Regions from separate parts of the Homo sapiens genome. Here region 2 is linked to region 1. Evidence: chromatin loops called from intact Hi-C (ENCODE). Cell type or tissue: mammary epithelial cell. All regions are shown on one strand.

Region 1 (8,000 bases):
TATACATTGCTATATATATATAACATATACATATTAATAGATATGCTCTGGGGCTTTCTTTTCATTCAAGTTACATCATTAAGATTCACACTTTTTTTTGTTTTGAGACAGAGTGTCAGGCTGGAGTGCAGTGGCATGATCTCGGCTCACTGCAACCTCCACCTACTAGGTTCAAGTGATTCTCATGCCTGAGCCTCCCGAGTAGCTGGAATTACAGGTGCCACCACCATACCTGGCTAATTTTTGTATTATTTCAGTAGAGATGGGGTTTCACCATATTGGCCAGGCTGGCCTCGAACTCCTGACCTCAAGTGATCCACCTGCCTTGGCCTCCCAAAGTGCTAGGATTACAGGTATGAGCCACCATGCCCAGCCCAATTCACACGTATTTTTGCATGTAATTGCAATGAGTTTATCTACACCATTGTCTAGTTCTACCTTGTGAGATACTATTATCCATTCTCCTGCCAGTAGGCCTTTCAGTTATTTCCAGTTGTTGCTATGACGGATACGGATGTGCTACTCTGAATGTCCATGTGCATATTTCTTTGTCCTCATGTGAAAAGTTTCTCTGGAAACTAGAAGTGGTATTGTAATGTTGTAAACAATGTAGATTCACAAGATAGTGGAAAGCTGGAACTTTTCCAGTGGTTCCAGCTCCAGCCAACATTGCACAAAGCTGGAAACCATATATCTGAGCTCAGTCAATCCGCAGAATAACCATATTGTTGTTGTAACATGAAAAAGTTTATTTTGCAGCAACAGAGAATAAAAATGGAAATAATGCTATTTCTGGGTCTCTTGTAAAATAAATGTTAGAGTTACCTAAATTCTTTTCTAAAATGTATGTTAACATCTCTTGATTACATTTAAAATTAAGAAGATATATCTGCAAAAAGTCCTTAGGAGATTTAACTAATAGAGTGCTCAGAGGTAAATTTAAAGCCTTAATTAGTTTCATAATTAAACCAAAAAATTAAATTAAATTAAATGTACTAACATTCCTAGTGAATAAAGTATTAAATTACCAAACTCAAAGAAATTGTAGAATAGATTTAATGACATCAGCTGTAGAAAAGTGAAGTAGAATACAAATATTAGTAAATCCCCTCATATGGCCTATGTGTTCATAGTGATAATTCCAATAGAGCTATAAAAGTAATTTCATCATCTTCAATATTCCTTTCTGATTAAAACAAGAAAAAAAGCAAGTAAATGAAGATCACTCAGGAAACTTGAAGTAGAAAGTTCTTTAACGTACATCACCTCTATTTATGCAAATAATCAAAATCTTATAAAAGCATTTAATTAGAACAATTTTATGTAAGTAAAAAACTGAATATCCTCTTTATCACTTAACATTTTAAAACATTTTTTAGATAATTATATGAAATACACCATAAAAATGAAGTGACTTTCTATAAAGATAAAAAGTACGTGTAAGTAACTTCAAGCCCTGTGATTCTAGTTGACAAACTACAGAGAAATGAATAAACATAATTTAAAATAGTGTAACATTTTATCAGATGATTCATTGTACAAAATTAAAAGCATCCTTTAATATAGAATATTACAAGTTATAGAACTATAATGATTACTAACATCCTGTTCACAATGGCCACAAGAGTGGAAAATATCTGTAAAAACATTAAAATAAAAAATATAGGGAATGCACCTGAAGAAAATGTCAAATCTTATCTGAAGCCTGACTGTCTTTTAAATAAATAGGCATGACATGCTTTGAAATATTTAAGACATGCCTTAAAATGTTATTTTTAAAAATATCTTTATTTTTTAAACTTAAGGTTTAATTACATCCAGAGAAATTATAACCCTCTTCATTGATGTCTTCTCAAATGTGATTATACAAAAGAAGTATAAAATAAAAGGGCAGAAAACTACATCCAAAACCGATGATCAAGAACTCCTGGCTCTGTAACAGTTATCAGAAAGTATGTTACTGATATAAAAAATTACAGTAGATGAACAGAAGATACTCGTGAAACAAAACGAATTAGACAACCAACTTCTCTAATTCAATTTGTGAAAAAACCGTAACAAACATAAAAATTATGTTTTAAAGTGTCAAATTGGTGATAAAACATGATGCTTTTTGTTAACTTCCTGGAAAAGATGAATGTAGATGGTTTATTTTTGAGACGTCCAAAATAAATTTTGGCTAGAATATATATTTAATGAATCTATTAATAAACCACAAAAGGCAGATGAATGAAGATGAATGAATATATATGTCAGATCTCAAGGGCAAGAGGAAGTTGCTAACTCAAAAAACAAGAGAGAGAAAGAAAACCTTGAAAACATTTTGATAAATTTTTCTATGTGATTTTTAATTTCAGTACATCAAAAAAGGAATCATAATTAAATAAGAAAGCATCAATATTTGCAAAATAGACCAAAGATTAACAAAATCAGTGTTTACATTAAAATTTTATGCAGAATGTAAAAAATAGACTACACAAGGCCTTTTTTTGAAGACCGCAGTAAACACTGACAACAGGGCCTGAGCACACACACACACACACACACACACACACACACACACACACAGGCATGCTCATACTTGGAATAGTCGATCCCAAGTGAAAAGAGCCTGAGAGTCCTAGGCCCTTCAAATTCAGAAAATGTGTAAATTTTCCCAGCTCACAGCCCTTCTATTTGGAAATTATGTTTGTTAACTTTTTCTATTCCTATATAAGACAGAAAATATTCTCAAGTAAGGAAGTTTTTCAACAGTCACCATGAGCTTACCTCATTTACTATGAGAAAAGCAATATGGACAAGTTAGAGACTGAGATGAGAAGGAGGAAGAAGGAGAGAGAGAGACTCTGGGAAGTATGCCAAAATTGTAATTTTATTTTGTTTGGACATGCTCAGTAACAGAATTATTGATGACTTCATTATATTTTTTACACTTTGAAATATGTTTGCCTGTTGAAGAAACTTAGAATGAACAGACATAGATTTTATCATGAAGACAAAAATTAATGAATGATTCATCTTAAGATACATAATCCTGGTTATTATGTGGTTACCTACAATTCATTTTGCAGACAACAGTGTTAAACTGAGAAGTGCCAGGACTTTGAAATCTATCAGTCAGCAGAAAGAAGTCCATGGAAATTTCAAAGACTTAAGAAAAATATCATATTTACAGTCATGAAAGCAGAAACAGCATTCTAAATTTATAAATTTTATAACCCAAGATATTTTATTTGCTTTTGACTTCTCCACCGTATGTCTAAGAAGATAGTTTTCCTCCAAAGTTTTTAGAAAGTACATTTTTACTTTTAGTATAAATTATAATATGCTCATGTATATGACCACATAAATATTAATATTTCGTTGAGAGGAGTGTAGTGAAGGGGAAAAGACCACTCAACTGAGAACCAAAAATCTATCTCTTTCTCCAGTTCTATCACTAACCAGCTGTGTAATCTGACTGGATTCAACATTTAACTCCTCTGAGCTTTAATTTTCTCAAAATACAAAATTTAGAAACAAGGTTTGGGATTTTCCAACTCGTATTTTAGGACAAGGGACACACAGGTTATATTTAAGTCACAATCTTTCACTAGTGCAGTTAATGCGGCATCTGAATCAGGAAAAGCATTTTTTCCCCTTCAATTTGAACTAAACATTAGCCTGGAATTGTTTTCCTTCTGTATTGCTGGGGAATAGAAATGAAAGTCTACAGTTAAAATGTAACTCGAAAGAATTTATGTGGTTCACTGGGTAATAATTGCAACATTTTCCATGGCCTATTAAAGAGCAATTTCTTTGGTTTTATTAGGTGTTCCAGAATATTTTGGAGGGTTTTGCCTAGTGTAACTTTTCTTCTTCAATTCTAGTGTGAGTGGCATGATATTCCTTTATTTCAATGGAGAAAGGGGAACTAACATCATAAAATAAAAATTTCCAAAGCACTTCTCTTAATGGTGATTTTATCCATGGTGAATGAAGAAAAATGAATCCTACAATATTCTTGTGATTTGCTATTTATTTTAAACACGTTGATTTACATGTACTTTTCTTGATGCATAGAAGACAGAAAATACTGGTTAGCTTCTCACTACTCAGGGGTTTAATTAAAACATGTCTTCTGAAATGTATCTGACCATAATACATAAACAGAGAATATTTCATTTTCCTTTCTTGCTTTTTTTTTTTTTTTTTTTTTTTACCATCGTAAACCTAACTTGGCTCTTGACCAAAGACTTTAAAAACCATTAAGGCTTTTAGAGAAATCATTTTCCTTTGTGAGCTGCATGAATTTCACAGTCACCATTGCAGTGGGAAATGAGTTGGGCGTGAATCTGGTTGAAGTGTCTAGTCTAGAGAGCCACCAGCCATGCAGCTGTCCAGAATCAGTCAGTGGGTGGCGCCACAGGACTACATTTACACCAGGAATGCATGGGCAGCTGCCAGTGTGTGAATCTAATCTTAACAATTGCAGCCGATAAAAATCAGCTTTTCCTCTTAATTACTGCTAAGTGAATACCTTCTGATATAGCAGTCAGATGGCAAGGGTGATTATTGAGCAAGAACTAACACTTCTTGGGAGCCAGAAATTCCCGGGGCACTCTACTGAATATTTTCACATACACGTAATACCTCTTCATGCAATCATGTCAATACTGTGGCAAAAACACGTACAATTTCAAAAACGAAGAGGCTGAAACTCGGAAAGTTTGCCTCATGAACAGGCTGCCATAAGTCTCAGAGCCGTATCTTGATCTGAGGGCAGGGGCGGTGAAAACATATTCACACAAACAAATGTTTCCTAGACCCAGTTAATCTCAGGATCAACCAAGAATGATTCCTCGGACATCACCATAATGTCACAAAACAATAAGGTATTCGGAATACAGAAGGAGCTGGTGTTTACCAGCGAGAAAGTTCCAGAAACTGCATTGCCATTGCTGTTCTGAGTGGAATAAGCTGGTCTGGGAAGACGGGCAAGTCCAAGGGTGACAAGTGGCACTTGTGCAGTGGTGAAGTCACAGAACTGAGGAAAGGAATGAAGGTTTCTTTCCAAGCAAGACATACACGTTAAAAAATAAAGTCGATTTGAGTTTATAAAGAGCTCACATGATTAAAAATATACCCTCCACTGAAGCAAAAAAGCAATTATGTCTTTTTTTTTTTTGCATTTTTCTGAAGTGGACATGCTTTGTAACAAGATGTCCACTGTGATAAACGCTGCCCTGGAGTTTTCTTTCATATATTGGCATCACTGGGATATTGTCAGCCTCTTGCTTTAACTAAGTGAACAAAGACACATAAGCTTAATCCTAAGTAAATCAGCACATCATTCTAAACACCAAGACTTGCCCATATAAAATGGGCAGGTTCCGTAGGTCCCAATTCCATGTTCATATCACATCTGCCAGGTCAATGTGTGCTTTCTGTGCATGTGGGAACACTCCCCTGGGTGGGCTTCACTTCGCCAGTAGCAAGAAAGAGCATGGTCAAGCCAGAAGTGATGATTCAGCTGCCTCCTGCAGCCTTGCCTGTTAGGAGGAAATAAAAGAAAATGCGTGTTTCAATGTGCAAGCTGGAATGGTTATTAAGCTAATTAACGTGATGATCTTAATAAGACTTTGAAAATCAGCTTTATTGAGGTCTATTTGACATAAAATTGACTGCACATATTTGAAGTGTTCGGTTTGATGAGCTTTAACATAAGTTCTCACCCATGAACTATCACCACAATCAAGATAATGAACATACTAATCATCTCTAAAAGTTTCACTGTGATTCCTCCTTTTCACCCTCCCTTGTGATCCTCAAATGACTACTGATCTGCTTTCGAGCTCTGCAGATGAGTTTGCATGTTTTAGAAATGTATAGGAATCATACAACGTATCATTTTTTTCCTGACTCCTTTCACTCAGAGTAATTATTTTGACATCCATCCATGTCGTAGCGTGTATCCATAGTTCATTCTTTTTCATGGCTGAATAGTATTCCACTGGGTGCATATACCCCAGCTGGTTTATCTGTTCACCTCTTGATGAGCACTTGAGCTATTTCTCGTTGTTGACTATGATATGGTTGTAATAAACACGCATTGTGCAAATGTATATGTGTATACATTTGGTTTCATTTCTGGAGGGTAAATTTCTAGAAATTGAATGGCCAAATCATATTGGGAGGGCATGTTTAACTTTTGCAGAAACATACACTGTTTTCCAAACTTATTGTCATTTTACATTCCTATCAGCAGTATACACGTGCTTGAGTTTCTCCATATCTTCCCTGACACTTTGTAGGCTTACCTTTATTTTACATTATTTTATTTTATTTATTTTTCTGCAACTTGGTCATCCTAGCAGGTATGCAGTGGTATTGCTGTGGTTTTCATTTGCACTTCCCTAATGACACAGGATGCTGAGCATCTTTGATGTGATCGTTTGACATCAGTGTCCTTTCTTTGGCAATGTGTTTGTTCAGATCATTTGTTCATTTTTAAATTGGACTCTTTGTTTTCTTATTATCAAGTTTTGTTTTTTTCACATTTGTGGTAAAAGTTCTTTATTAGACACAGGATTTGCAAATATTTTACTCAATCTTTTGTTCTGTTTTTATTCTCTGAAACTGTGTTTTGAAGAAGAGAAGTTTTTAATTTGGATGAAGGTCAATTTGCAGTCTTTTTATTTTACAGACTGGGATTTGGTGTCATGTCTAACACATATTGATCTAAGCCAATGTCACAAGGATCCTGTGTTTTCTTCTTGATGTTTATTTTTAGATTTTGTATTTAGCTCTACGGTCTCTTTTTAGACAAATTTTGTATACGATATAAAGGTATAGTTCAAAGTTTATTTTTATTTTACAAATGGATATTAAAATATTTCAGCAGCTGGGCACGGTGGCTCACGCCTGTAATCCCAGCACTTTGGGAGGCCGAGTCTCACAGATCACAAGGTCAGGAGATTGAGACCATCCTGGCTAACACGGTCAAACCCTGTCTCTACTAAAAATACAGAAATTAGCTGTGTGTGCACGTGCCTGTAGTCCCAGCTACTAGGAGGCTATGGCAGGAGAATCGCTTGAATCCAGGAGGTGGAGGTTGCAGTGAGCCGAGATCGCGCCACTGCACTCCAGCCTGGGTGACAGAGGAAGACTCCATCTCAAAAGAAAAAAAAAAAAATTCCAGCAAAATTTGTTCAAAAAACTATCACATCATCACCAAATAGTCTTTGCCACTTTTCCAAAAATCGTTTGTTCATATATGTGTGGCTATGTTCCTTAACTCTATTTTCTGTTGTAATGATCTATCAGTCAATCTTGATACCACATGGCCTTGACTGATGGGCTTTATCATAAGTCTTGAAGTCAGGGAATATTATTTCTTGAATTTGTTATTTTTCAATATTGTTTGAGGTATGTCCTTTGCATTCCCCTATAAATTTTAGAGGCAGTTTGCCCATTTATACCAAAAATATCTGCTGAAATTTTGATTGGGATTGAGTTTAAACTTCGGGCCAATTTGAAAAAAAAAATAGACATCTTAACAATATTAAATCTGCCAACCCAAGATCACAGTTTATCACTCCATTTATCCAGTCTTCTTTAAGTTCTTTCAGAAACGTTTTGTAGTTTTCAGCGCTCTGCTTCTTGCAAGTCTTTTCTCAGATGTATATTTTTGATGCTATTGATATTTGCATTTTAATTTTCAATTATTCATTGCTAGTGGAAACGCAATTAGCATGTGTTTATTGATCCTATATCTTGCAAACTTGCTAAACTCACTTATTAGCTTCCCTAGCTTTTGGAGATAACCTCAGATTTCCTACATAGATAATCTTGTTATTTTTAAATAAAGACAGTTTTACTTCATTCTTCCTAATTAGAATGCGTTTTCTTTATTGCTCTGAGTAAAATATCTAGAAGTGGTGAGAATAGATATCCTAATCTTGGGAGGGACATTAAGTAAATCACGATTAAATAAATATTAGCTGTAGATTTTTTCAAAA
Region 2 (8,000 bases), 170 kb before region 1:
TCTACAAACTTCATATGTAATTCATTTTAGGGAATTTTACACATTTATTTTCTATTTCTCAAATTCGTAAACATTTATTTTATGTTTATATTCTTTCTTTCCTTAATAATAGCCAGTGTGCAAAGTGCTCTTAAGGATACATATCTTGTCTTTAGAAAGGCAATTACCCAGTGGGAAAGTCAGTGCAGACGAGCAAATGTTTATAAGGAGGTATATTTCTAAAGAGGTAGCTGACAATTAAAGTATGTTTATTTTAGAACACTATACTCTACACTCTAAGAAATGCATCTGATAAACTGATTTCCCTGACGGAATAGTGACAGGAATTATTCTCATGGACAAATCATGATCTGGATTCAAAACCATGTCTCAGGGAGAAATGTTAAAGGCACCACGTCCAGTAATTCCAGTTCTTCCCCTTTCTGCTGGACATGCCTTCAAATGCTTGAAGGCTGCCGATACCTCCCTAGACTCACGTCCAGGTTTGAGTGTGATGTACGCATAGATGTGGTTGCTGGCCATGACATTAATTTTTTGCTAGGAATCCTCAGACAGGTGTGATGAGAGGCCTGGAGGATTCCAGCATCACAGCTGGTGAGGTACATAAGTCCCAGATGGCTCACACTTGCTGTACGGAGATGATAACCAAATCCTCCTGGTTCACATTTCCAGGCTCAAATCAGGAAAACCCACCTGTCTCCAGGCTAAATCTCTAGTCAACTGACTTCCAAACATGGGTGAAGGATTCTGTTCCCCATCAGAAGCAAGCTGAGCTCAGGCTAATTGGATGGCTCCTGAACATAGGGCCGTGGGGCTGGGTGGTGGGGCCAGGCCTTTGGAGCCTCCTGGGTGCTGCAACCTGTGGGGAGGCAGCGTCATCTGGGCTCTGCATCTTTCCCCAGGGGGCTCCCTGGCCTGTGCTGGTTTCTGTCTTCCTTATCTCTGCTCCCTCTTCGGCTTCTCTAAGGGGTCCCCTGTCACTGCTTCTTTATGACGGAGCCCTCTCTTCCTCCGTTTCTTCATGACAGAGCCCCCTCTTCCTCAGCTTCCCTTCCTTCCTGTGAAAGCTTCTCCACCTTCTTCTTCGCTAGTAGCAAAAGTGAGAGATGACTAGCAAGACACGGCTGGGACCCTACAGCTTCATTCTGGGCTTTGGGAATTCTGTTCAAAATTTGCCAAATTCATGAGTTGTTTTAGATGAAAAATCAAGCTAACTAAAACTTTAAAATTTAGAAATTTATCATCAGGTCTGTTCCATTTGCACTTTATTTTTTTTTAAAGCTCTTTAATTCCATTTTCACTTAAGAAAAATTCAGAATTGTCTTCTCTGCTATATTGTCGCCTTTTGCCCTCGTTGGTCTCCTCTCATTTCTCTCCTATGCCAGGACACTCGCGATTTGGAAATCCAAATCTACTGAATTTTGCCGAAGGATTGAAACACATTGTCCACATGATATTCTTTTAAAAATGTCGCTGCATTTGAACCATCACCCTCCCCACCTGTGAATACACAGTTATACTCACATGTAGTTGTTTTGCTGATTGGAAGAACTATTTGAGAGTAAATCACAGGTGTCATAATCTTTCACTCCTTTGATCTTTAGCATGTATCTCACGAAAAAGAGAGTATTCTCTCAAATTACCTAAGTGCCTTTATTAGTCTCAGAAAATTCAACATCAATACAAAGCTAATATCTAATACACAATCTATATTCGAGTTTTATGGCATCTTTATGGTAATTTTTTTCACACATGGCATTGAGTTGCCATGTTCTTTAGTCTCCTTTATTCTGTAATGTTCTCTAGCCATTGTTTATTTTTCACCATATTGGTGTTTTTGAAGAGTGCCAGAATTTGTAGACTATTTTTCAATTTGAGTTTATCTGCATCATATAATTCTTTTAAAAGCCAATTCCTATTAAGCATTTCATATAGAATTAAATTTATGGTATAGTATTTGTAGCTGGCATCTCTTGGTACCCAGAAGTACATGTATCAGTTAGTTCTCACACTGCTATAAAAAGCTGCCTGAGACTGTGTAATTTATAAAGAAAAGAGGGTTAATTGACTCATGGTTCCGCATGGCTGGAGAGGCCTCAGGAAACTTACAATTATGGCAGAAGGTGAAGGGGAAGCAAAGACCTCGTTCACATGGCAGCAAGAAAGAGAGAGCGAGGAAGAGCAGAGAAAACTGCCTTATAAAGCCATCACATCTCGTGAGAAGTCACTCACTATCATAAGAACAGCATGGGGTACACCACCCCCATGATTCAATCACCTCCCACCTGGTCCCACCCTTGACAGGTGGGGATTATGGAGATCACAATTCAGTATAAGATTTGGCTGGGAACACAGAGCCAAACCATATCAGTGCCTTTAGGTTTAAACGTGGTCCTCTCCGCGCAGGTCCTGTGCTTTGTTCAGCATCCTTTGGTGTCTGTCCTCTCCAGAGAGGGAGATGGGTGCTGCTATTGAAGGCCAGGATACCAGTGCTAACAATCTAGGTGGGGACAAGTCACAGTGGGCTCCCTCCCTGACTCCACTGGAGTGAAGGAGAAGCTGTGGGCCAGTGTCCACTGCAGGAAGATGCAGCCTGGCCCACAGGGAGCTTTGGCAGAGACAGTCCCCGGCATCCTGGCCTCCATGGTCCTGAGGGCTTTCATGGAGTAGCTGACTTTGCACATGAGTTGGTGGATCCTCCACTGCTTCAATGTTCAGCCACTAAACGAAGCTTCAGATGGAGACCCCAAGGCACAAAGGCACACATCGCTTCCCTGCACGTGGCTTCTCTTTTGCCAGACGCTGTATTGTTCACACTGGTGTGCCCGTTGGTTACTCTAGGTGGGTCGGAGATTTTTCCACATGAACTTGCTCCCAGGAAGAGTGGCACAAGAGTGGCACAAGAAAGGCAAGCCTTAGACCCAGTCCTGCCAAGCACGCACCCATTTCTTGGTAAGGAGGCACAGCACTTCCCTGCATCTGTCCTGAAGCTCAGGAGAACCCCCATCCTATGTGTCCAGGCAGTCTGTCTAGTATTTAGCAGGACAGGGCTGGCACAAAATGCCCTGAGGCAGAATGCAGGGCCCTCCAAGCAACCGGGGAGACCCAGGTCCATGAGGGTTTCAGAGCCCGAATGCAGTGTCGGACACATTAAGTGCACAGATTGCTGGGTTCTCATGCCTCATGTGAGTTAGGGGGCTCTGGAAGTCTAGACCAGTCCCGACAATTATGTTAGATAACTCAGCAGTAAATAACAAGGAGTTAAATTGCATCGTCCTAGTTGTCAGGAGAGAGGCGGTCAGTGAAGGCTGAGGATTTGGGGAGAGCCGCTTCTTCCCAGACCTGCGTCTCCTCCAGGGTACTGACCCTGCAGGCTATATTCTGACCCACTCCTGCTGTGGCTCTCACCAGCCTTGCTCTTCCTGCTTTTCTCTTGTTCTGCCTTTCTGTGCTTCACCCACTGGTTGGGGATTTGTGGAAGCACCTTTCTAGAACCACAGAACAATGGTTCTTTGTTCTTTCTAGAAGAAACGTTCTAGAAATGGTTAAGTGTTCTTCCTAGAACACAGATCTTTCTAGAACAATGGTGCTCACAGGGCCGGAGTTCTGAGCCCTACACGAGGCCATTTTGCCCAGCACTTATGAATTTGCACTGGGAAAACCAACTACACATCTGTGGATGCAACCCTGTACATCCTGGTCCAAAAAAGATGATTAAAAAGGTTTTTTTTTTTTTTTCCAATAAAATCTTATTAGGGAATCTAAATAAATCTAATTAGAGAACAAAAGAGAATCAAATCTGATTAGGGGATAAAAGAGAATAACCCATTTGGAGATTTTTAAAAAGTAGTGATAAAAGAAAAACTTCAGCCAAATTAAATTTAAAGGTGTTTGAATAAGGAACAATTCATGAATCAGGCAGCATTTTGAGTCAGGGTTGGCTCAGAGACTCCAGTGCAGCCGTGTGGTGGAAGATTTATGGACAGAAAAGGGAATCGAAGTATAGAAACAGCTAGATTGGTTGCAACTTGGTGTTGGCCTTATTAGAACAAGGTTCAAAGAGTTGGCTACATTTGATTGGCCAAATTCAGTGTATGGGCTACAGTCTGTTTACACAGTTATAGTTTCTAATGTACCAAAAAACCTTTAGGCGAAATTGAAAATATGTAAGAAGGCAGCTTTAAGCTAAACTTGATTTGACAGTAGTGAGGAGAAAATTATCAGAAGTAAAAATTGCTATCCTGGCCAACAAGAGTGAAACTCCGTCTCAAAAAAAAAAAAAAAATGCCCAACAATTTTTTTTAAAGATATTAAACTGGTTTGGATAAAACCCTTTTCAACACTGGCTGCTCCGCCCCCTCTCCTCCCGCCATCTGAATAAGGTCTTGACTAAATTCCCTGACTGCTTTTCGCCTTTTATTACAGAGGCTGGGAAGTGGCCTTTTCATTTGGTACCGTTTTTGGACCACAGAGTCTTTCTCAGCTCATCAGTGCCCCCTGGTGGTATGCAGGGTGAGGGGACAATAACGAGTCCCATTGTTCACCGGCTGGTGACTGAAGGACATTTTCTCAGAAGCCCTGCACCTCCTCCCCTGTGACTCAGGTACACCTTTAATATTTTCTTGATGACGATATTTATTGATAGATTGTACTAAGTTAACAGCATCAAGCTCAAAAGAAGCACAGTTAAAAACCAAAGCCATTTCCCCACCCTCTTAGGGTCCATTTATTGAGGCCCTAATATGTGTTAGAGACTTTCCTGGATTTACTTTTCTGATTTTTATTACATTATATTTTCAATTGTGTGGAATGGACTACATAAGATACAAATTGTATTTGTATCTATTCAAAGCAGGCACTGTGAATAAAAGGTGCTTCCAGGAATTCCCGGTAGAAGAGGGAGTGCAGAACGGGAGAGCCAGGGCAAAGCAGGAGGAGCGCAGCCCTGGCAGGAACAGGTCAGCATGCAGTTTGGATCAATAGGGAAACACCACGTCTCTTCGTGTGCACAGGCTTCTAAACTTCATGGGATTGTTTTCAGCATCACATGAGACCCTGAGTAAAAGGCTCACTGAGCCTGGGGTATCGTGAACGCCGCACACATGGTTGTTATTATTCACTTGGCAATGCCCTGGTCTTCCTGTTCCCTAGCACTTCCGCAGTGGCATGGAAAGGAGAGCATAGGAAGCCTCTTTCCAACCGGCTGGGGGCTCCGTTGTGGCCTCCGCCACCCTAGGGCCAGGCTCCCAGTGTTCCAGCTTTTTGATGTCCCGGCTATTTCAATTATACCCACTCATTCAGGGAGTCCCATAAGTACCCAGGTACATTAATTTTCTTCAAAGTGCATCTGCAATGCATGGTTGGCTGACACGCTGACAGCCCCATCGCCAGCCAGGAGCCGTGGCAGAAGCAGCCCCACAGTCAGACCGGTGAGGTTAGGCTGGGAGTTGCTTGGACGCTCACTAGTGCTTCACCATGAGATTCTTCCCTGGAACAACTGGTGTGTGTTCTTGGCTGAACTCGGGTCCATTAGACGTTGACTTCACATTGACCTAAGAAGTTAAAGGAAAAGGGTCTCTGGCTGACGGGGGCGGGAGGGGGTGGGGTGGTGGGAACCGGCCACGCCGGGAAAGGTGCAGTAGGCGCACACAATTGACTGAAGAGGACAGCTGAGACTTATACGGAGGATTCCACCTACGTCTCCAGCCAGCCTTACGGTTCTCCCACTGCTGCTCAACACTAAGGGCCCTGGGAGAGCGGGTGCGGGCGGCTGAGCTCTGCCCGCATCCCACCTCTCACGCAGCCGCGGAGTGGACTCGGCCTGGGAACCCTTGTAATCCAATTGCGGGAGGAGGTGCCAGGAATGACCCCTCCACCGTGGGCTGTGGGCGTGGTGGGAGGATCATTTCACCCCAGGACAAGGGTGAGCCCTTAGGAAGCTGGAATAGATACTTCGAAGCCCGAGATGACCACTGTCCACGGCAGCCTCAGTCCCTTTCTCCCAGAACATCATTTAGCTGTTGAGCTAAATCATCCACTTGGCCCCTTACAGCCTCGACCTCGTCACAATGAAGTAGATGAGGCCACAGAAGCCTTTGTTATCTCCACGAGCAGCTGGAGCCCGGCTTTGGCTGAGCCCTGGCAATGCCTGCTACACCCCAGACCAAGGTGATACGTGGGTGGCTGCTGCGATCGGAATGTTTACACCCCCCCACCGCCATATTCATCTGTTGAAATCCTCACCCGCAAGGTGATGGGGCTAGGAGGCAGGACCTCCGGAAGGTGAAAAGGTCATGAGGGCAGAACCCTCGTACGCGGAAGGTCATGAGGGCGTAACCCTCGTACGCGGAAGGTCATGAGGGCGTAACCCTCGTACGCGGAAGGTCATGAGGGCGTAACCCTCGTACGCGGAAGGTCATGAGGGCCTGACCCTCGTACGCGGAAGGCCATGAGGGCGGGACCCTGGTACGCGGAAGGCCATGAGGGCGGGAACCCTCGTACGCGGAAGTTCATGAGGGCGGGACCCTCGTACGCGGAAGGTCATGAGGGCGGGACCCTCGTACGCGGAAGTTCATGCGGGCGGGACCCTCGTACGTGGAAGGTCATGAGGGCGGGACCCTCGTACGTGGAAGGTCATGAGGGCGGAACCCTGGTACATGAAATTCGTTCTCTTATTTAAGAGACAAAGAACGCCCTTGTTTTTTCCACCACGTGATGGCGCAGACAGAAGACAACCAGCATCTATGAACCAGGAAGCCCCCACCAGGCACTGAATCTGCCCCTGCGTGGATCTTAGACTTGCAGACTCCAGAACTGTGAGCAATGAATTTTGTTGTTTATAAACCACCCAGTTTTTGGTATTTCGTTATGGCAACCGTAATGAACTAAGACAGTAATTTATTTCCCCAAACCTTTCCAGCTAACATGGGCTTTCGAGCGGATTTTCAGAACATAGAACTTGCTGGTTTACTCCCTATTACCCGGGTACCTACTGACAGCAGGCACAGCATGGAAGCCAGTGCTACCATTTAACTACGAATAAGCTGATCTCAAGTTTACAGGCTGGGAGTAAAGTCAACCTTAATCAAGTAATCATTCTAGCAGGGTTATAATTACAAACGCAGAATCCACATTCTTCTGAAAGTAGCACAGTTTCACGAGGGATCATGGCAGGAATCAGATCTGAGAATAAACCTGGCCAAGAAGTCAGAGTCACAGGGGTTTTGTGACAGATTATTTTGTCACTCAGGTATTAAGCCTAGTACCCAGTGGTTATTTTTTTCTCTTCTCCCACCCGCCACCCTCGAGGAAGCCCCAATGTCTGTTGTTCTCTTCTTTGTGTCCATGTGTTCTCGTCATTTAGCTCCCACTTATAAGTAAGAGCATGCAATATTTGGTTTCTGTTCCTGGGTTAGTTTGCTTTGGATAATGTCCTCCACCTCCACCCATGTTCCTGCAAAGGACATAATCTCATTCTTTTTTTTATGGCTGTGTAGTATTCCATGGTATATATGTACCACATTTCCTTTATTCTCTCTGTCATTGATGGGCGTTTAGGTTGATTCCATGTCTCTACTATTGTGAAGAGTGCTGCAGTGAACATTCATGTCTATTTGTCATTATGGTAGAATGATTTTTATTCCTCTGGATATATGCTCCATAATTGGATTGCTGAGTTGAAAGGCATTTCTGCTTTTAGCTCTTTGAGAAATGGCCATACTGCTTTTCACAATGGTTGAACTAATTTACACTTCCATCAACAGTATATAAGTGTTCCCTTTTCTCCACAACCTCACCAGCATCTGTTGTTTTTTCACTTTTTAATAATATCCATTCTGACTTCTGTGAGATGGTATCTCATTGTGGTTTTGATTTGCATTTCTCTAATAATCAGTGACACCGAGTATTTTTTTTTCATATGCTTTTTGGCTGCATGTCTGTATTCATTTGTAAAGTGTCTGTTCATGTTCTTTGCCTACTTTTTAATGGGTCTGTTTGTT

What was found. Peaks named below come from ENCODE experiments on the same cell type or tissue, not always from the same donor. Only the 100,000 strongest peaks of a DNase experiment are listed, where the experiment ranks them.
Region 2: a loop joins it to region 1, with 3 times the contacts of the local background. A loop is called at or near these places in 2 of 110 quality-filtered maps.

The regions. Positions count from the first base shown.
Region 1 is chr5:4,696,767-4,704,766 of GRCh38, reverse strand. No RefSeq gene overlaps it. Among named protein-coding and RNA genes, the nearest start is that of LINC02114, 73 kb to the left of the region's middle. In mammary epithelial cell, a CTCF peak has its summit at 4,390 (motif pointing right); a DNase peak (open chromatin) is centred at 4,496.
Region 2 is chr5:4,864,831-4,872,830 of GRCh38, reverse strand. LOC107986400 (a long non-coding RNA gene) reads left to right here and starts at 6,449. Exons shown (of 3, transcript XR_007059111.1): 1 at 6,449-6,815. It overlaps LOC105374629 (a long non-coding RNA gene), which reads right to left and starts at 6,321. Exons shown (of 2, transcript NR_188249.1): 1 at 6,244-6,321; 2 at 4,618-5,552. RefSeq lists enhancers at 5,315-5,815, 5,816-6,316. In mammary epithelial cell, a CTCF peak has its summit at 4,497 (motif pointing left); no DNase peak of the experiment used is centred here.